2 separate regions of the Homo sapiens genome follow, and region 2 is linked to region 1. A link is an interaction called in ENCODE POLR2A ChIA-PET data of the cell type or tissue named here. Cell type or tissue: MCF 10A. All regions are shown on one strand. Each heading gives the region's core, and the rest is flanking DNA. Links, peaks and the distances in the headings are about the cores only. Region 1 overlaps KAZN (kazrin, periplakin interacting protein). Region 2 has its middle 42 kb from the start of KAZN.

Region 1 (10,169 bases), core at 3,098-8,097:
CCAGCATAGGGCCTTTGTCTCTGCAGTGCCCTCCACCTGAACACCCTTTCCTGGTTCTTCCTGTGGCTGCCTCCTCATTGTGACACAAGCGTCTACTCCACATCACCTGCGTGGAAGGGTCTTCTCTCACCGCCCTGTGTGATGCTGTATTTATCTGTCTCTTTCCCAAACTCAATGTTGGCTCTAGGGGCGGGTGGGGGTGCAGGGCTGTCTGTGTCCATCACTGCTATGGCGGAAGCTCAGCACAAACTCTGCCCCGCCTCCCTGCACCCCGGCCTCCTTCCTCTTTGCTCTTTCTCCGCAGCACTCATCAGCGCCTGTCATGCCCTATGGATCTGTTTATCCACAGGCTGGCTGTAAGGCCCAGGAGGGCGGGAACTTGAGTCTGTTTTGTCCATGGCCGCATCCTCATGCCTAGAACAGCACCTGGCACCTGGCTGCCCTCGAGAATGAACAGACGAAGGCGCCGCACTCACCAGCCTTGCGCTGGCCACCTGGCCGTCCCACCCTCTGCACGGACTCCTCCCCTCCCCTCCCCACACTGCCTTCCCCTTCCCTCCATTCCAGATCACAGAGGGACCAGGGGAGGGGCCAAGGGCAGCCCTGGCTAGACCGGACACATGCAGGTAGAGCCAGGAGCGTCCCTGCTGGTAAAAGGGGATGTGTATTCCCTGGAGGTCTGGTGCACAGTCCTCGCCCCCGAGGGTCATGGAAGGGGCGTGGCTGGGGGCACAGCTTTGGAGTCACCAGGTCTCCGGCCAGGCATGTGGTGGCTGTCCCACCCTGCTGAGCCTCGGACACTGCATCTGTTAAACGGGTCTAACCCTCATTGGCTGTGAGGCTCCTCGGAGGCATTGGAAGTGCCCCTCCTCATAAAGGAAGTGCTCCATGTACACAGGAAGTGCTCCATGTATATAAGAAGTGCTCCATGTACCCAGGAAGTGCCTTGTGTACATAGGAAGTGCTCCATGTACACAGGAAGTGCTCCATGTATATAAGAAGTGCTCCATGTACCCAAGAAGTGCCCTGTATACATAGGAAGTGCTCCACATACACAGGAAATGCTCCATGTACCTATGCAAGATGTGCTCCGTGAATGCCATGTACACAGAGAAGGTCCAATATTGGTAATGCACTGCCCTTTCCTAGATGCCCTACCCTCGCCATCAGTGCCTGCTGGCAATCTCTAAGGCACTACAACCCTCTGGACTACTAGGGATCCACTGGCCTCGAGGCTGAGCGGGCAGAGCCAGGTCCAGGGGAGGGAGCAGGCAGAGGGGGAGCAGGGCTGAGCCCTGAGGATGGGGCGCCTCTCTCCCACCAGCGGCCTTGGGAAAAGGTGGTGGCAACTCCAGCCCCTGTTCCCTCATCCATCTCACATCACTTCCTGAGGCCACAATGGGCCCAGCCACCCCTGTAAGGAGAGGAGGCCTCCCAGGGCACCTCCCTGCCCTCCCAGCTCCTCCTAACCCGAGTCCTTCCTCCCCACAGAAGCCCGAGGGCGCCTCTGAGGTGCAAGGCACATCTCACTCGGTGCCGACAGCCTCCCCGCCCCACCTAGCATATTAGCTGCCTCTTTGGCCCTGTCTGAGGCCTCCTTCAGGATGCCAGCTTCTCTCAGTTCTGGAAGGCGCTAGACTCGCCACACCTCAGGGCCTCCGCAGAGCTGTGACCTGCCTGGGAGCTCGTCTCCCCTCTTCATGATTTCCTTCCCATCAGCCTGTCTCAGCCTCACTGTCACAGCCTCAAGAGACCTAAAACGGCTCCGCTCCTGTCCAGCGTCAACAGCACGGCAGGCAACCCGGACAAAACCCCGTAGTGACGTGGAGGCTCACTCGCTCCCCAGCGGCGTGCTTGGTGGACACAGGATCCGAGAGCGGGGCCCAATCGCATATCCTGCCTCGTCTCCTTCACTGTTGGGTCTTCAGCGCTGGAAACAGTGACTGCGCGACACATCACGGGCACTCGGTAACGTCTGTCGAATGGCTCCATCCACCCAACATGGAGAGGCCCCTGCCTCATACCATGCACGGCTCTAGGCACGGGGGCACTGGGGTGAATGCCCCAGACAGGCCCCACTCTCAGGCTAGTGCTCCTGGACCCCACGGTCAAAGGATCCCCAAATCTCATATGCCATGGAGGCAGCAAGTCTCTTAGCAAAACTCCTAAGTAGGAGGTTTGCTTTTGGGGCCATGCCCCTGCTCTCATTCCGGGTAAACATTTGGGGCCCACCTACATTCCAGGCCAGGAGAGAGAAGGAAAGACTCCTGGCCTCAAGAAGCCTCCAGCAAATAGACGCACACACGAAGAAACAGAACACGGAAGGGCCCACATCTGCTCAGAGCACTCGGACACCCTTGAGAAGTTGGCGGCATTCCAGATGGACCCTAGAGGATGCGACTGGGGAAGGAGGAAATGGTGTGAGCAAAGGCGGCTGCAAAGCTGGAGGGTCTTGAGTGACCAGGAAATGGGTGCCAGGTGAGGAAGAACAGGAGGAAGGCTGGAGAGGTCAGATTATAAAAGGCCTCAGCCCCAACCACCCCTCGGTGCTCCCACCTCAGCTCACTGTCTCTAGCAGTCGCCAAGGCTGGAATTTTCTCCTCTCGATCAATACTCTTCAATCTACCATCCTGCCAGGGCCCCTCTTCCCTGCTTGGCTGTCACTAAGAGTCTATTTCACAATAAGGTGTGAGTGACTGCTAACAGTATGTCCATTGTCACACAGGTAGAAGAGGCAGGTTTGTTTTTGTTTAATTTTTTTTTTTTTTTGAGATAGAGTTTCACTCCTGTTGCCCAGGCTGGAGTGCAATGGCACGATCTCAGCTCACTACAACCTCTGCCTCCCGGGTTCAAGCAATTCTCCTGCCTCAGCCTCCTGAGTAGCTGGGATTACAGGCTACAAACCCGCCACCACGCCTGGGTAATTTTTTGTATTTTTAGTAGAGATGGGGTTTCACCATGTTGGCTAGGCTGGTCTCGAACTCCTGACCTCAGATGATCCACCTGCCTCAGCCTCCCAAAGTGCTGGGATTACAGGTGGGAGCCACCGTGCTGGGTCTTTTTTTTTTTTTTTTTTCAGTGACTTCTGGGTCTCTTCCAACCACCCAAGGAAGCCACCAAGATTGTTTACTATTGTCCAGGAAGAAGGCAAAGGATTCCAAGAGACTTGGCTTCAAACCCAGGCCTGGCCGGGGCCTTGTCTTGACTTTGCATAAGCCTCGTGTCACTTCTCTGGGTCTCAGTTGTCATGTATGCTGCACAGATGCCACCCACTTAGGGTTGCCAGAGTAAGCAAAACAAAACAAAGTAATGCCAAACAAACACCCCTAGACGCACAGTTAGATTTGAATTTCAGATAAACAACAAATCATTTTCAGTATATGTCCCAACCTATATTAAAAATTGATTCAGCACGTATCTGAAATTTAAATTTAACTGGGCATCTTGTGTTTAATGCCAGCAGTGCTACTCTCATCTCACGGGGATTTTGACACCATGAAATGGGGCAACCAGGGGAGCAGGCTTTGCCTGAGCACTGCACAGGAGGGAGGCGGGGCAGGCACAGGAAGGGCATCTGCCAGGGTCTTCTCTGCACCCTGCACTCAGATGAGAGCAGAGAGTGAGATGGAGCTGGGTGCCATGTGCCTTTCTCTTTGACTAACAGTGGCAAAGGCAGATTTTTTCCTGCGTGCACCTTCCTAACAGGTGTACCTGATGCCTAAGCCCTGCCCCTCCAGTCAGGCTGTGAGTAAGTTGATGGGAGCCTCCAGGGCGGGTCACCAGGTGCGGCACCTGCAGGAGCCAAGTCTTAGGAGACCAGGCTGGAAAAACAACTCCATGGAAAGAGAGAGGCTTATCGGAGCTTGCTAACTGCATCTGCCCCAGCTGGGCATGGAGGCCCAGGTCTCGCATCCCCCAGACTCTTCCAGGAGTGGAGACAGCCCTGGTACTGCAATCTCAGCCTAAGCTCCAAGAGCACAGCCTCTCAATTCACCAGCTCAGGGGCCACCAGCAGGCACTTCTCCCTGGGCCTCGGTGGCCTCACCTGTAAAACGGGGGAGATGGGAATAAATAAGACATGCGTAAAGCGCTTACATGTGCCTGGCACACTGAGCACTGTGTCCACAACTCACCTTCCCCTCTGCACTGACGGGACCAACCACATTTCTGAAGAAACAATAAAGAAGCTGCCGTTGGAAGACTTGTGTTTCTTTCTCAGAGGAAAGATTACGTTGCTGTGTGACCTTGGGCCGGTCACTGTCTCTCTCTGGGCCTTCACAACATGGGTTCCCTTAGAGGGACCCACTCTTTATGAGTCTAGATGAATGCTACCGATTTTGTGTTTCTCCCCTCATGGGCAGGGTCTATAGCTGCACTGCTTAGTATGGTACCTGCTAGGCACAGGTGACTATCTTTTCTTTTTTGAGATGGAGTCTCGTGCTGTCGCCCAGGCTGGAGTACAGTGGCGCGATCTTGGCTCACTGCAAGCTCTGCCTCCTGGGTCCTGGGTTCCGGCCTCAGCCTCCCGAGTAGCTGGGACTACAGGCGCCTGCCACCACGCCCAGCTAATTTTTTCTATTTTTAGTAGAGATGGAGTTTCACCGTGTTAGCCAGGATGGTCTCAATCTCCTGACCTTATGATCTGCCCGCCTCAGTCTCCCAAAGTGCTGGGATTACAGGTGTGAGCCACTGGGCCTGGCCACAGGTGACTATCTTACGTATAAATTAATTAAAATGAAAAACTCAGTTTCTCTAGCCACATTTCACGTGCACCCACGTGGCTAGGAGCTAGGGTACCGGACAGTGCAGATCCAGACCGCTGCCATGACTGCACGAAGCTCTCCTGTTGGCACTGGGCTAGAGGGTGTGAGATGAAGATGGTATTTGTTAAGCATCTGGTACAGCTCAGGCTGATGACCCAATGACAGGAGAAAGCCATTTGCCAAAGGCAAGACAGCTACTGAGGAAGGAGTCATCCTTACTGGAGAAAACTTTCTTGGCCTTTGCCCAAGGACAAAAAACTCTCCTGGCCTTTGCCCAAAGACTGATTGGGTACCTTTCTGCTGACGCTGGGGAACCACAGTGCCCTCAGGCCTCTAAGTAGAGGGGCCCAAAACCCATAGACTTAGCAGAGTTCTCTTGGCCATGGTAGCAGGAAGTAAACATTGTCTGGGAAACGGTGGCCCTCCTGCCCCAGGGAGCCAACTGTTACCAATGGTGCTGCCCTCAGGGGGGATAATGATACCAGCTGGCAGGCCATGCAGCAGGTCCCCAGGGGCCTCCTCCCCAAGGGAAAGGGGGTGTGGTGTACCCACTCAGAGGAAAGGTCCATACCAGGTGGCAAAGGGAGCTGGGGCAGACCCTTGCCCTTCTGCAGCCCATCTCCTTTAGTTTGCAAAAGCAATGAGTCCCACTTTCTAAAAATGCTATTTTCAGCTTCCCTTGCAGCTAGGGTTGTCCATGTGACACACTTCTGGGCAGTGAGGTGCAGAAAAAAGTCCTTTAGGAGGAATGACTCTTACAAAAATAAGGCTTTACCTCTTTCTCCACCTTTCTCCACTTTCTCCACTTCTGGGAAGTGGACTCAATGGCTAGAGCTACAGCAGCCACCTTTTAACAGAAGGCGACCTCTCAGACTGCTAAGACTCTTGGTGAATCGTAGGTTTGTAAATCCAGCCTCCCCAAGCCAAAGGTCTAAGTAACAATAATATTATGATTATTATTTATTATAATAACAATTACATCTTTCTTAACACTTATTGAGCACATACTATATGTTCTAAGCTTTGCTGTATTTTACCTACTTAACTAGTTTAATTCTCACAGTAGCTCCATGAAGCAGATCCTATTTTATCATCCACAGTTTATAGATGGGGAAGTTGAATCACAGAGGAGTTAAATGGCTTGGCCAAGGTCACACAGGGTGAAGAGCAGAGCCAGGGTTTGGACACAGATGGTCTGGTTCCAGCACCTCCAGCCTCAACTCCCACACTACCACCTTCCAAAAGGAGAGGAGCAAGGTCTGTGGGTGACACAAGGGCTTCCTGAACCAGCAGGGCCCAGGTGGCAACCAGGCTTGGCTTGGTGGATGCCAGCAGAGGGGGGCATGCCCCTCAGCAGGGTATGAGTGAGTCAGCCACTCAGCGCATGGTGGTTCTGGCCCTCCACTGGGGACACTCCCCACACAGCCCCTGGAGAAGGGTGTGGCCATGGAGTCAGCCTGTCCATTCCATGAGGGCAGGGACTCTGTTCTGCTCACACCCAACACCCGACACCATGCTCTGTGCCGTGTTCTTGGGAGGCACGCAGTGCAGTTCTGAGGCGGGCATGCAGGTTTGGGGTCAGCCAGCTGGGGCTCAGTCTTGGCTCCCCCACTTCCCAGCTATTTGACCTGTGGACAAGCAACCTCTGATCTCTTATCTGAAAATGGAGCCAAGGCCAGTCTCTCAGGCCTGCGGTAAACATTAAACAAAGCAATCATCTCAGTGGAAACTCTCCGGAAGGTTCTACATGAGGGTCAAATGTAGCTCATCATGATCATTTCGGAAAAGGGCAAACCTCCTTGATCTTCCGGAGGAAAACCTTGGCCTCACTAAATGCAGAACCCTGACCTTCGGGCTTCCCCAGCCCAGGAAGGTGGATGAAACAGCAGAGATGAATGTGCTGAAGGCTGAGCCATCAAGTCTAGAGAACTAGGGAAGCAGAGAGCTTGGGGGGCTCTGAGTGGAGTCCAGGCTTGGAGGGACCGTCCCCAGCTGACCATCGGGGTGGACACCCTGATCAACAGCCTCACGCCCAAATATCAAAACTCACTGAACACAAACTGTACACTAAAGAGCTGAGCATTTCACTGTATGTGAATTATACCCCAAGAAAAAAAAATCTAAATATAGCAGTAGCATGTTTCAGATTTTCCATTAAAAACTCATTTTTATAGCCCTCCCTGCAAAATAAATCCAGATACACAACCAATCAACCCCCTATTCTCCAGCAGGCCCCCGTGAAAGGGGTATCCTGGTCTAAACCCCATCCATCTTGGTGGCTTTGTGGATAGCGAGGGGTCTGTGTGACCAGGAAACACTAGTGTGTTTGCTTGAGACACACACACACACACACACACACACACACACACACAGTGGGAAAGAAATCAGATGCCTAGAGAATGGTCCCACACCCACCACAGTCAAATGGAAGTCACTTCCAAGTGACAAGAGCTCTGTATTGACCTGCCACTGTCTCCATGAAGCCTTGCAGAGACCATGGCTGCTGCCACCCCTGAGCAGGTGGATGCCATGTGCTGGATGACAGCCCTCATCTCATGACCCCATGTAGGGTTGCGGTGGTCCCCGCCTGAGGCTCACAGACATTGGCAGGGCACGGGATCAAGCCCAGGTCTGCTGGGCTCTGCGGCCGCCCTGCCATGCACTGGTCCAGCAGCACCTAGGAGGTTGTGAGTGCTCCCTTGGCCACCACTCTTGCTATTATTGAGTTGGGCCCAAATCAGGTCCAAATGTGATCTTAGTACACTGGAATGATGCTTATCCTAAAAATAAGGAATCATATTGCCCTTGGAGGGTTAAAGCTTTAAGACAGAGACACAGATGGGTATGGTGGCTCATGCCTTAATCCCAGCACTTTGGGAAGCTGAGGCGGGTAGATCACCTGAGGTCAGGAGTTCGAGGTCAGCCTGGTCAACATGGTAAAACCCCATTTCTACCAAAAATACAAAAAATTAGTCAGGTGTGGTAGCGGCCACCTGTAATCCCAGCTACTTGGGAGGCTGAGGCAGGAAAATTGCTTGAACCTGGGAGGTGGAGGTTGCAGTGAACCGAGATTGTGCCATTGCATCCCAGCCTGGGTGACAGAGCGAGGCTATGTCTAAAATAAATGAATGAATGAATAAATAAATAAAATAAAAATTAAAAAAAAAGACAGAGACACAATGACTCTCATGGGCAAAGTCATATTAAGAGACAGGGACTCCCAGGACCCCAAGGCTAAGCAGTGACAGGATGAATGTTATTAACGTATTCAACAAAGCAGGTACCCAGCAGAGGAGGGGAGTTCTGAAAGGAAGAATCAGAGATGAGGAGGCCGGCAGAGCCCACTGCCCAGGGCAGAGGGGATGGGAGTCTTTGCCAGTGGACTAGGGCACCTCCTCGGTTCTGTACTTGTGTGGGCATAGCACGTGGCAGGAAAGAAATGCATCTTTGCTCTGATCTTGAATGTGCTTGTCGCCTTTGCCCAGGTGATAACAGTTATGCTTTCTGAGCCTTTCACATGTGTTGAGATTGACTGAAATCTTCATGTGCATGAATTCTCAATCCCCTTAAAAACCCTAGGGGATGTCCCCATTTTACAAAAGAAACTGAGCCACAGAGAGAACATGCAGTTAAACATAGGAAGTTTGCTGTTGCTTGTAACCACTGAGTTATTCCCTTTCTCCTGTGGGTACTGCTGCCAGACTCAAGACACCCTGCAGGTAGACAAAAGCCCTGTGCACTCTTCCTTTCTGGGCCTGCAGCTGGGCAGACAACCCTGAAACCCTCCCTGGAGAGTTACCCCCATTTCCATCTTTTCCCTGGACTGGGAGGCCTGAGGTCACAGAACCTCAGTGTCTTTGCTCAGCTGACCCAGCATCTGAGTGGGGTTGGGAGTCTTGGATTAGCTCAGCCCAGGGCCGCCGCAGCAGCCACACTGGCTCTCTACTGCAGACCCCTCCAAAGCCTCCTGAAAGCTCTGTATGTGACCACAGCTGCCACAGGGAAACTCAGCTCGCAGCGTCCTAAGCTTAATGATTTGCCTGTGGAGTGAGAAGTCTGCCAGTGTAGGCTGGAAAATGCCAGCCTCAAGCCCATGTTTCTGTTGGCCATCCTGAGCCTTCGGGGAGAGGTAAGCCTAGGCTTGGCGTCACTCCCTCTGTGGGGCTGACCCTCTCAGGCCCAGCCTGGCCTCCCCTCTCCTGCCTGGTCCCTGCATGGGGAGCTGGAAACAGCCCCATCTTCTTGAACCACCTCTGTCCCCATTTGCCAAACGGACCCTCCCATCCCTCCCTCAGTCCCCAGGGTTGCAGGCAGGCAAGAACAGGAGCCTGGCTTGGTGGAGATTTCCATGTCCTCTGGGCCTGTGTCATATGATCCTGACACTCGGTAGGGGGTGATGGGAAGCAGTACAGCAATCCCCAAATAGGAGAAGACTCTCAAATAACACCCACCCACTCCTCCACAGGGTTTCTTCCACGGCGCTCCCCAGCCCGGAGAGCCGCTTGGTAATTCTTACTACGGGTGGGTGTGGAGGGTGCAGGGACTCAGGTAATACAGCCTTTGTCCTTTTCTCATATTGCACAGTAACTGTTTTTTCCGTTAGGTGGTGTTGAAACCGTCTTCCGTGCAGAGGCTCTTCCGGTGAAGCCGCTGGCCTGTAAACACACCTTTAGCCAGACCCTCCTCGGTGCCCTGAGTGCCAAGCGGATCCTCTTCTACCATCTTGCTGCCCAGAGTTCCCATGGGGAGATGGGCCCACCCAGCTCCACACCCCAGAAAACCTGTACTCTCCTGCATGCCTTCACCCACCCCTCACCAAACACAGGCTGGGCAGCAACCATGTCGCTGTCCTGGAAGGGTGACAGTCACAGGCTCAGAAGCAGGGATGTCCTGGGGAAGTCAAGGAATCGCAGACCTCCAGCCCCACTTCACCTGAGGATTGGCACTGCAGGACGCAGCCCCCTGGGGTCTGCCGGAGGTTTGGGTAACACCTTCATGGCAGAGGCTACAAAAATCACTTGGCAGGTGCTTCTGGCACCAGGAGGAATGTGAATCTCGAAAAACACCATCTGGGTGGGGGTGGGAGAGGCAGGCACCTGCCTGCCACCAGAGTGGCTGGGTTCCCGACTGCTGGTGGCAGCAAGGACTGCTCAGTCCCAGAGCCCATGGCCAGGCCTCCTTGATGACTTATGAACAGTCTGCTCCTACCTACTTGGGAATTTGCTTGGGCAGGAGGGATGGGGAAGTGCTGGCCTCTGCTCAGGGCCTGGCCAGCTGCCTCCTCCAGCCCTCAGTGAGCACATTTTCTTTTTCTTTTTTTTGTTTTTAAGTTAGTATTTATTAACTGTTGTTTTAATAAAGGAATGTTTTTTTCCCTTTAATCCCAATTCAGTTGCTTAATGTAAA
Region 2 (10,169 bases), core at 2,051-7,050, 400 kb after region 1:
AGCTTAAGAGATTGCCACTTCCACTTGCCTGGTAAGTAATTCTGTGCCTTTGATGGGTCCATCCCCAGGGGGAGGCAAACGGGTCTCCCAGGTTCCTGGGTTTTTCAAAGGCCTTCTCTCTGGGGAGCCACTTTTCTTCAACTAGGAGGAATTTCAGAGGCTTTTTGAAACTTTTTTCTTCTTTTTTTTTTTGAGATGGAGTTTTGCTCTTTCATGAAGGCTGGAGTGCAGTGGCACGATCTCGGCTCACTGCAACCTCCGCTTCCTGGGTTCAAGCGATTCTCCTGCCTCAGCCTCCCAAGTAGCTGGGATTACAGGTGCCCGCCACCACGCCCGGCTAATTTTTGTATTTTTAGTAGAGATGGGGTTTCATCATATTGGCCAGGTCTGTCTTGAACTCCTGACCTCAGGTGATCCACCTGCCTTGGCCTCCCAAAAAGTGCTGGGATTACAGGTGCGAGCCACTGCGCCCAGCAGAACTTTCGACATGGGAGGACTATGGTTGTCTCCTCCCAGTATTGACTGTAACTCCAGCTTCCGGGATGTGAAAGTTTCCCACCTGCAGCCACTGATCTGCATTTCTGGTCACATGGGCCACCCCTCCCCAAAAGCTGATTGGCCCAGGGGTAAGAACTGGACCCAAAGCAGCCAATCAAGCCAGTGTTGGGAAACAAGCCTTTCAATCATCATTTTCTTTATCTTTTCGCCAGTCTCGGGTCTGTCATGTCCTTCCCAGGCCTCCTCAATGCCTTTTCTGTCCCTTCCATCTCTTATCAGCTGTGCCATTAGCTAGAAGTTATTGGGAAACCCCAGAGTGTTTACCCACTCGGAATATTCCCATTTCTTTGGGAGTTTTAAAATAGCTCAGTGATTCAGCCATGAGCTGATTCAGCCATGAGCTGTTTGGGTCAGTGAAGGGCACCTGACCCAGGGGCAGCCAATCCACAGGCTGGCCACAGTGTATGGGAAATATGGTTTGGGAGTTTTTCCCAGAAAGGCTGATGGTGCCGATGGAACCAAGCAGGTGCTCCCTCCAGAGTGAGCACTCAGGAGTTGATGCAGAGAGGAGCTTAGACAGGGAGGGCTTGTGTTAATGGTGGGACCCTGGCACAGACAGCCACACACTTCTCTTCCTGATGGGGCAACATAGTATGCCATTAGCCAGAACTGCCTTAGGTACCATCCAACTTCCTGTTCTTGCCATTTCGGATGTAAGGCCTGGCTGTGTTACTTCTACTTATTCAATACCTGAGATAACAACCAGAAAGCCGAATCCAGTATGGAAACTCCTCTCTCCCTTGCCTTTGCCTTCCCTTTCCCTTCTCCATCTTTACTCCTTCTTCCTCTTTCCCATCTTCTCCTTCTTCACATCATCATTATCATCATCATCACCACCACCACTGTTATTTAATGGACGCTCTCCTTGTGCCAGGCACTGTCAAAAGCACTGTATATCCTTGAACCTGCTAAATCCTCACAACAACTTGTCAGGTAGGTATTATTTATTATTATTATTTTGAGATGGAGTCTCGCTCTGTCGCCCAGGCTGGAGTGCAGTGGCGCGATCTCGGCTCACTGCAACCTCTGCTTCCTGGGTTCAAGCAATTCTCTGCCTCAGCCTTCTGAGTAGCTGGGATTACAGGCACATACCACCACGCCTGGCTAATTTTTGTATTTTAGTAGAGATGGGGTTTCATCATGTTGGCCAGGCTGGTCTCAAACTCCTGACCTCAAGTGATCCACCTGACTCGCAGGTAGCTATTATCATTGAAGGGGTCAGAATTTGAACCCAGGCCATCTGGCTCTGGGTCTGGGAATCCTCATGCCGCCCTTACAATCTGATCCTGTCAGAGCTTAAAAGGACTACTGAGGTCACCTTCTCTACTAATTGTCATACTTTGGGATTTTGTAGACCGATGAAAAATAAATAAGCAGTGAGGGCAGATATGGGGTGGCCACCTTCTTATTTCAAGAAAGGACAGTGGGAATGTTAAAACAAAAGATGTCTTTACCTTCATTAAAGAAAGGCCATTCACCACAAAAAGAGAAGGGAGGGCATAACCTCAGAATAAAGTACAGACATTTGAACTGAATAAGTCAGGCATTATGAAAACTCACCATATTGACTTATTTTTCTAATTTTGCTGCATAGCAATTAAAATGTGGCCCTGAACCAGCCCTAGGTCTTGGACTGGTGAGTGTCACTTGCTCTCCTCCAATTCTCACATTGTTTGTAAGGAAACAGAGGCCTGGACAGGGTGAGTGACTTCATCAAGGTCACACAAGGAGTTGCACGCAGATTTGGAACTTGGTTTCAGGTCTTTTGACTCCTTCAGCTGAAGGGTATTATTTCAGGGTTGAGAGTGGGGTGGAGACAGTGGGGGATCCTTACCTCTAACTAGGGAAGGACTGAAGTCTACAAATGTGCTTTCTGAGCCCTCAATGGAAATGGATTGGAAGCTCTGGCCTCGAGAATGCAGTCCGGTCTTGGGAATTTACAGTATCTTCTTCTTCGTCTACTGGCCTGTTTCCATTCTCACAAACACATTGAGAGGCAGATAATTCTGGTCTCATTTTAAAGATGGAGCAACTGTGGCACAGAGGAGTTATGGGCCACTTGCTCCAGATCATAGCATCAGTGGCTTGAAGGCAGTTTTCCCAGAGGTGCCAGAACCTGGCCATCCTAAAGCATAGACTGTGAGACCCATCATTCCGAGGATGGAATGGCATTAACTCCTCTCCAACTAGGCATTTCTTTTCTTCTGTTTGTTAGGGGAAAAGGCCCTCTAGTTGGTGAATTATTCATTCAACATGCATTTGCCGTCAAACACCTTTATAATAGCTACATTTCCTTTGTCTTCTTCCAGCACTAGAAGAGCCAACTCTACACATGCAGTATCCTGCTACCCTCCCCCAAGGCTCAGCTCAGTTGATTGGAATATAAAACCCAAGGGACTCATTTGGGACAATTAGATCCCTTTTGAGCCAAGAGATACAAAAGGAAGCTCCAGTTTATAGGAGGTGCTTGAGCTAAAAGATCACTTATCCTTGGGTTACATTTCATTTCATTGGAGCTAGAGCAACCATTTGGGGCCATGGGCAAGATCAAAGGGCAGAGGAGGCAGAGAGAAGGTGAGAGGAGGAAAGATGAGAAAGGTGAAATGAAGAAAGAAGAGAGAGACTCCTGGTTCTCCATGCCCCATGAGACTGCGGATGCCTTTCATAAGCCCCACTTTTATCTTGAGCTCATTTGAGAGGATTTCTGTTCTGTGCAACAAAAAGATGCTTAACCGGAACAGCCTACTCTAGACCTAGATACTCTAGGCTAGATGATAGAATACAGACAACTGCGGATCAAAGCCCGTCAAGAAGCTTACATCCCAGCGTGAGGCAGAAGACCGTTCCTTCCCATATGCAAACGCTCACAAGCCCACATGCTACTGTATATACCTGATACTCTTTTATACTGAAGATATATTCTCTGAGACTCCCCCTTCCAGCCAAATATCTGACCAAGAAACAGAACATGACTCTATGTTCAAAAAGAATAAGAAATTGGATGTACCCAGCTGAGAAAGCATTTAAAAATCTATCAATATTACCAATCTGTATTTATCACAATGGCTGGCTCATCCAAGGACCTCCCAACAAACGATAATCCTTGCTAAGCATCTTGGAGGTAAATGAGTGACAAGCAGTAAAAAGAAAAAAGATGTTTACTTGCTTCTTGGGAGGTTGCATGCTCCTGACACACACACAGTATTGGTACTTGCAGCTGAGCCCAGCTGGTCCATTTACCTTCTAAATTTTGCTGGTGGTGTTTCATTTTGGCGACTAGTGTAACAAGATGATCAAATAGCATTTGTGCTGTTGTGGGATCATTACTGAAAACAACTGGGGACAAGTTCTTTGCCTTCAAAGAGAGGAGCTGGGCCTTCTCTGCAGAATTTAGGAAGGGGAGGCTGGCATTGTTTTAATCTGTGACTGTAGAACTTGAAAAGAAGAAGGGATTCTTTCTTTCTAATGTTGGTATGTTATCACAAGAGTGGCACTGTGATCTGGGGAGACTGCTTTCCCTTTGGACATCAGAGTTTGGTGGCTTTCACATCAGCTCAGGCTAAATCTGCAAAGGTGTTTGGGGTCTTCTAAATGGAGGGGGTTTATGAAGGTCAATAATATTAGTGCACTGGCTGGTTTTCTACTTTGGAGTCAACCAGTCACCAACTGTTGAATTCCAGGCTCTGTAGCAGGAGCTGGGAAGACAAATATTAATCAGACATGCACCATCACTCTCTTCATTCTAGAGCTACACAATGGGCTCTCCAGCTTGCCAATTCACCTTTCAGATCTTGGGAGTTGCCAGCCTCCTTAGTCATGTGAGCCAATTTCTTACAACAAATCTCTCTCTCTCTCTCTCTCTCTCACACACCACACACACACACACACACACACACACACACACACACCCACACACACCCTATTGGTTTTGTTTCTCTGGAGAACCCTAACACAGGCCAAATTTCTTCAGGAAGCTGACGACTAACTTTTATATTTTTTATATATTTATAAATATCGATTATTTGTTTATTTATTACAAATATATTTATATTTAATGTGGAAAAAATGTACCTATGCCAACTTCTCTGACACCTACGCCATTCTCTCATTTATGTATCTGGCACCTATGGACATTGGAGATTTTGATTTTTAGTCCAGGGACTGCAAAGATTTTTCCTTTAACTGGTACCCATTTAGATAGCTGGAATACACAAAGGAGTCTTTTAAAAATAACTTTGATTTAATGAATGCACAAAGGTTTGGCCATTGGTCAATGCAAATGTCTCCCATATTTTCTATTTCTAAATGAATGCTGTTACCAGGTGTTGGGGATAACTTAAGATTCACATTAATTTTTTTGTATCATATTTTTCATGCAGTCTGCTAAAATTTTGACTTTACTATTTGCCCACGTTATTTCTGCTTTTGTTGGTCCTAGGGCAGATTTCGTTTTTTTCATCCCCCTGCTATTTCTTGTGTAGCTTTATTTTGCTGTGTGGATTATTTGTAGACTCAGGCATCCCCAGGAAACTCCCCTACCCACCTACAGCTCTTGAGCACAGAATGAATTCTTTCAGCTTCCAAATGGTCTGCCATTTATTGCTTTCTGAATTTGGCGACAAACTGTTCCTTAAAGCAAGCCAGATCAGCCATGCAAGGGTCCTCGGGAATATTTAAAGTTGGGCACTAAGAGCTGTCTGTTAGTAAAATCGGGGATAGAATGTCAGAGCCAAACGGGCCATTGAAGCTCATCTAATCTCACTCCCTCTTCTTAGAGATGGAGAATCTCAGATCAGGAAGAGAGCAGAGGGGTTCCCTTAAGGTTATGGTAATGATAAGAGGCAGATATAGGTGGGAATTCTTGCATGAATGGTTACTTGTTTGACAGTGAACAACTATCAATTTGGATAAAACAGAATACAAACTGAAAAAAAACATCCTGGAGAAAAAAATGTTGTCTTCTTTTAATGGGAAGTATGGAAAGAGGCAGCTGGAAAATTCACCCTCAGTTGACTTGGCTTGAAGACACAAATTTCTAGCTCCACACCTCCATGAGTCCCTGTCTAAAAATTTAATTTTCATGTGCTTATGAATTAATGGGGTGCTGTGCTTAAGAACTGCTCTTCCCCCGCCGGGCACGGGGGCTCACACCTGTAATCCCAGCACTTTGGGTGGCCGAGGCGTGTGGATCACGAGGTCAGGAGATCGAGACCATCCTGGATAACACAGGGAAATCCTGTCTCTACTAAAAACACAAAAAATTAGCCGGGTGTGGTGGTGGGTACCTGTAGTCCCAGCTACTCGGGAGGCTGAGGCAGGAGAATGGTGTGAACCCAGGAGGCGGAGCTTGCAATGAGCACAGATCACACCGCTGCCCTCCAGCCTGGGGACAGAGTGAGACTCCGACTGAAAAAAAAAAAAAAAGTAAAAAGAACTGCTCTTCTCCCGAAAAGAGCCTCCTAGCTTGTAGGATTTGCCAGTTTCCATGGTGTACTCCTACTGTGGTTTCAGGTAAACAACATATCACCGAATGGGGAGTTGGGAAACCAAGCACACCATTGCTCTCTGATGTAATTGTTTTTGCACATGTACTGTTCAGAGGCCACCTAAATCTTGATTTCAAGGCAAGTTGTCCAGTCTCTGTAGATATAATACATCATAAGTAAGGGGCAAGCCTATTGCCCACATCAAACACCTTTGTACAAACATCGGGGTCAGTTGACTAGTCAGTCAGCAAACACTGATGGGCACTTAATCTGTGTCTGATCTTGGGTAAGGCACGGTGGACTCAGGAATGGCTAGCAAACAGAAATCAACAGAATCCTGTATCTTACAGCTGAGTTATCTGCCCTTTTATCACTAGCTAGCTTTGTAAAATAAAGCAAATGACTCTAAAATGCCTGGGGATCTTCTTTTTTTTTCTTCCAGTGAAGATTTACAACCACAACTTTCCTACACGGCATTTTGATCTCCAGGGATGTCAAAAATATTCCTGTTTTTAAAACATCTTGAAATGTAGATTCAATGTAATTTCTAAAGTAAAGTTATTTCCTATAGCACCTTTAAGAGTGGGGGCATTTCCTATCAAATTAAACAAAATGCTGAGAAACTACAATTGTAGAAAGCTTGGAGATCCCGTATTTATGCCTTTTACTGGACAAATGTGCCAATGGCAAATCACTATTACTGTAATTGCTAAATGTCCCTTTTGCCTATTGTTCTACACTGGTGTTGCTGAAAGACTGTGTGCCTTGAGTCACTTCCTAAAATCTGTAGGCATCAAGGGTGCACGTGTGGATAAAGCAACTACAAATTTCCTTTAAATGAAACTTTGTGGAGTGCAGATTTGCTATGCAAGCTCTGTGTCCCCACTCAATTGCTATTTGGAAGGGGGACTTCCATCCTTGGGGTAAAGACACAGTGAAGTCACACTTGCCAATTATGACAGCAGATAGGAGACCCAAGCCCAGAACTCTTGGAGAGGTATTTGATGACAGTCCCTCCACGGCTGTAACTGTAACCATTAACTTGTTCTTCGGAATCATAGCTCTAAAAGGAGCTAAGGAACTCTTACGGGAACAGGAATGGTTGTGGGGGCACTGGTCTTTCCCATCAAATGTGTTTTGAAGAAGCAATGTTTTGGTTTGTGTAGCACTGGGATGGTTTGTGACTCGACGTCGGTGTGTGAATAATTGATTGGTAATAACGATCTGTTATCATAGGGAAGACTTATAGGGTCTAGGAAAATAGGAGAGGATTTCTCCCAGATAACTCAATTTGGAGAAGATATGACAGTTTTGATCTTAATTTTACAGGGTTACCTGCTCATGAAAACATGGACTCCAATACAGATCTTTCTAGAGATGTCAAGTACCGGATTAATATCTCTAAGATGCTTTCCTCTAAATTGCCTCTGTCTGTTTCAGATCATATCTGTTATAAGAGTTTGGAAATGATGATGTTGAGGAGGGACATTGTCTGTTGAAAGTTTCAAAGGGGACGCGTATGTAGGGTCAGGTTATCCTGCCAGATTCTTCCTGATTTGGCTTAAAGGAGAGGGAAATGAGAAGTGAAATTTTGCCACATTTCCTAGAAGATGATGGGTCCGTCCATCAGGGGGCAACTAAATGCATCTGGGTGTGAACCCAAGGCCTCCTGGGACTGAGCTGTGAACTGACTTTAGGTGGGGATGCCTGGGTGATACAGGGGTGCAGTTTAAGCCCCCAGCTCTGCCCAGGTTCACTGCGTTTTGCTGCTGTATTTGTGTGGCTGTAGGTGGAGACGGTACTAGCTGAAGACCGACTTTTATTGGGTGCTTCCTGTATGCCAGTTACCACTTCATATCTCCCCACAGAACCATGTTTATTCCCCCTGAGAACCCAGTGACATGAGTTATAGAAATGAGGTCACCGAGGCTCAAAGGGGTGAACTGATTTCCCCAAGTTCCTCAGCTAGGGAGGGCCAGTGCTGGGACTCAGCTGAGGTCTGTCTGGCTCCAGTAGCCTTGTTCCTAATTACTCTTCTACATTCTCTAATTCCCAGAAGCTTGGGTTCAGCACTTACGCAAGGAGCTGGCTGAGTGGTGTCACCCTTGGTTACACATTAGAATCACAGGGGGATGCTTTTTAAAACATACCAATGCCCGGAACCTACGCTGGACTGATTAAATCTTCCAGCAGTGAGGCCCAGGATTGGTCATTTCAAAACGCTCCACCAGGAAAGTCTGATGTTTGGCCAAGTGTGTCAGTTGCTGCCCTGGCGCCTGACAACCACCCGGTGGTTGGGAGGTAGTGTTTGGATTTAAGCCCCATCGTTCCACATGGGCAATGGTGCCAAGCCATGGCACCTGGGAGCCCCAAGCCCAAGAGGGGGGTTTCAGATAATTGACAGCCCAGATAAGCTCACGCACTGAGCAGCAAGGGGGCACCTTCACTAGCCGCATGGCCCTGGTCCAGCCACGTCCATGCATTGAGACTAAGTTTTCCCATCTGAAAAATGGGATTTGCGCCCTCTCCTTCAGAGAGTTCTAAGGCCAAGGTGATACATAGGTGACCAAGGACTGGCCTGGGTGCACTGACATGTTGAGTTTCACTTGCATGGGGCGGAACATGGTTTTGAATTAGTTACCAAGATTTAAGAATCAGGAGATTGCATATCAAAATCTATATATGTGTTTTTTGAGGCAGAGTCTCCCTCTCTCCCAGGCTGGAGTGCAGTGGCGCGATCTTGGCTCACTGCAGCCTCCACCTCCCAGTTCAAGCGTCTCCAGAGTAGCTGGGATTACAAGTGTGCACTACCATGGCTGGGTAATTTTTTTGTGTTTTCAGTAGAGACAAGGTTTTGCTATGTTGGCCAGGCTGGTCTCGAATTCCTGGCTTCCAGTGATCTGCCCGCCTCGGCTTCCCAAAATGTTAGGACTACAGGCATGAGCCAACGTGCCTGGCCTGTATTTTCAGTTTGTCTTGGAAAACCAGAGGCATGCCTCTGAGCCTCAGTTTCCTTGTCTGTATAATGGGGCCTGTGGTTCTGATGGGCACGGCTAATTGTGCTGAGTCTTAGCTTCCCAGTTTGATGGGCTGCAGTTGCCCCAGTCCGCTGTAGCCCATCATAGTCTGCTGCTGTCCCCACCAGCCTTATTGTCTCACACAAGCTGGAGTCACTCCTTTCCATCCCTGAACTGGCCCCAGAACCATGTGAATTAATGACCCCTGGTGAGCACTAAATTAGATAATATATTTTAAAATGCTTAAGCCATTGCCTGACTCATGGTAAATAGTCTATAAAGGGAAATTCTTCTTACCTGTATTTTATGATTACTATTGTGCTCTTTTGCCCAACTGTTGCCTGAGTCCAGCTGCTCACCCCCTTGGAATGCTCATGCCCAGACTTGCATGGAGGCATTCATGGGGGTCTCCTCCAGCTTTTGTGATGGGAGGAGAGAACCCCTTCTCCTTTGAACATAGCACAAGCTCCCCAAGACCCAGCTGCTACACACCAATTCTGAGTTTCCACCAGAAAATACAGGGAGCAGTTTCCCTGGCAACCGCCAAGTTGCAGCTTCAGGTTGGCACACTCTGCAGTTGGAATCAGACTGCCGGTTGCCGGAAGGGGAGCCGTGGTACGGAGGGTGGGGATCTGGGCCTGGGAGGCAGCTGCCCTCCTCCCTGCAGGCGGCTCCCAGCCCTCCTGCCTGGGCCGCTCTCCGTGGAGCCTGGTAAGCTGCAGGGAGGCTCTGCTAGCCGGATCTTTCTGTAACAGAAATGAACCGCTCAAGATCTCTTCCTTCCCAGGATACATTAATAGGGGGCAGGAGGATGGTGGCAAAGGGAGAGATGCTGCCCGTTCTCAGAAACCCTGCTCTGCTTCTTGGGCTGGAAGCATTCAGCCATCTATACTTTAAACTATTTCTAGGCTAAAGGGGTAAATTATATTTTAGGGGCACCAAAGGAAGAATTAAGATCTCAGCTTTGAACCAACTCCTAGAAATCTTGGTCAAGGGCACTCAGACATATTGATAGCATTAAGAAAAAAAGAAAGAAAGGAAGAAAAAGAAAGAAAGAAATAAAAAGAAGAGAGAGAGACTTTAATGATCTCTGACGGTAATGAGTAGA

The links. Peaks named below come from ENCODE experiments on the same cell type or tissue, not always from the same donor. Only the 100,000 strongest peaks of a DNase experiment are listed, where the experiment ranks them.
Region 2: POLR2A ChIA-PET joins it to region 1 with 5 read pairs; 2 of 35 experiments call an interaction of 5 or more read pairs at or near these places.

Annotation. Positions count from the first base shown.
Region 1 is chr1:14,949,207-14,959,375 of GRCh38, reverse strand. All of the region lies in intron 1 of KAZN (kazrin, periplakin interacting protein), which reads right to left. Among named protein-coding and RNA genes, the nearest start is that of TMEM51-AS1, 200 kb to the left of the region's middle. RefSeq lists an enhancer at 6,309-6,603. In MCF 10A, for the core only: no CTCF peak of the experiment used is centred there; a DNase peak (open chromatin) is centred at 5,015.
Region 2 is chr1:14,551,927-14,562,095 of GRCh38, reverse strand. It overlaps a transcript of KAZN not described here. Among named protein-coding and RNA genes, the nearest start is that of KAZN, 42 kb to the left of the region's middle. In MCF 10A, for the core only: no CTCF peak of the experiment used is centred there; no DNase peak of the experiment used is centred there.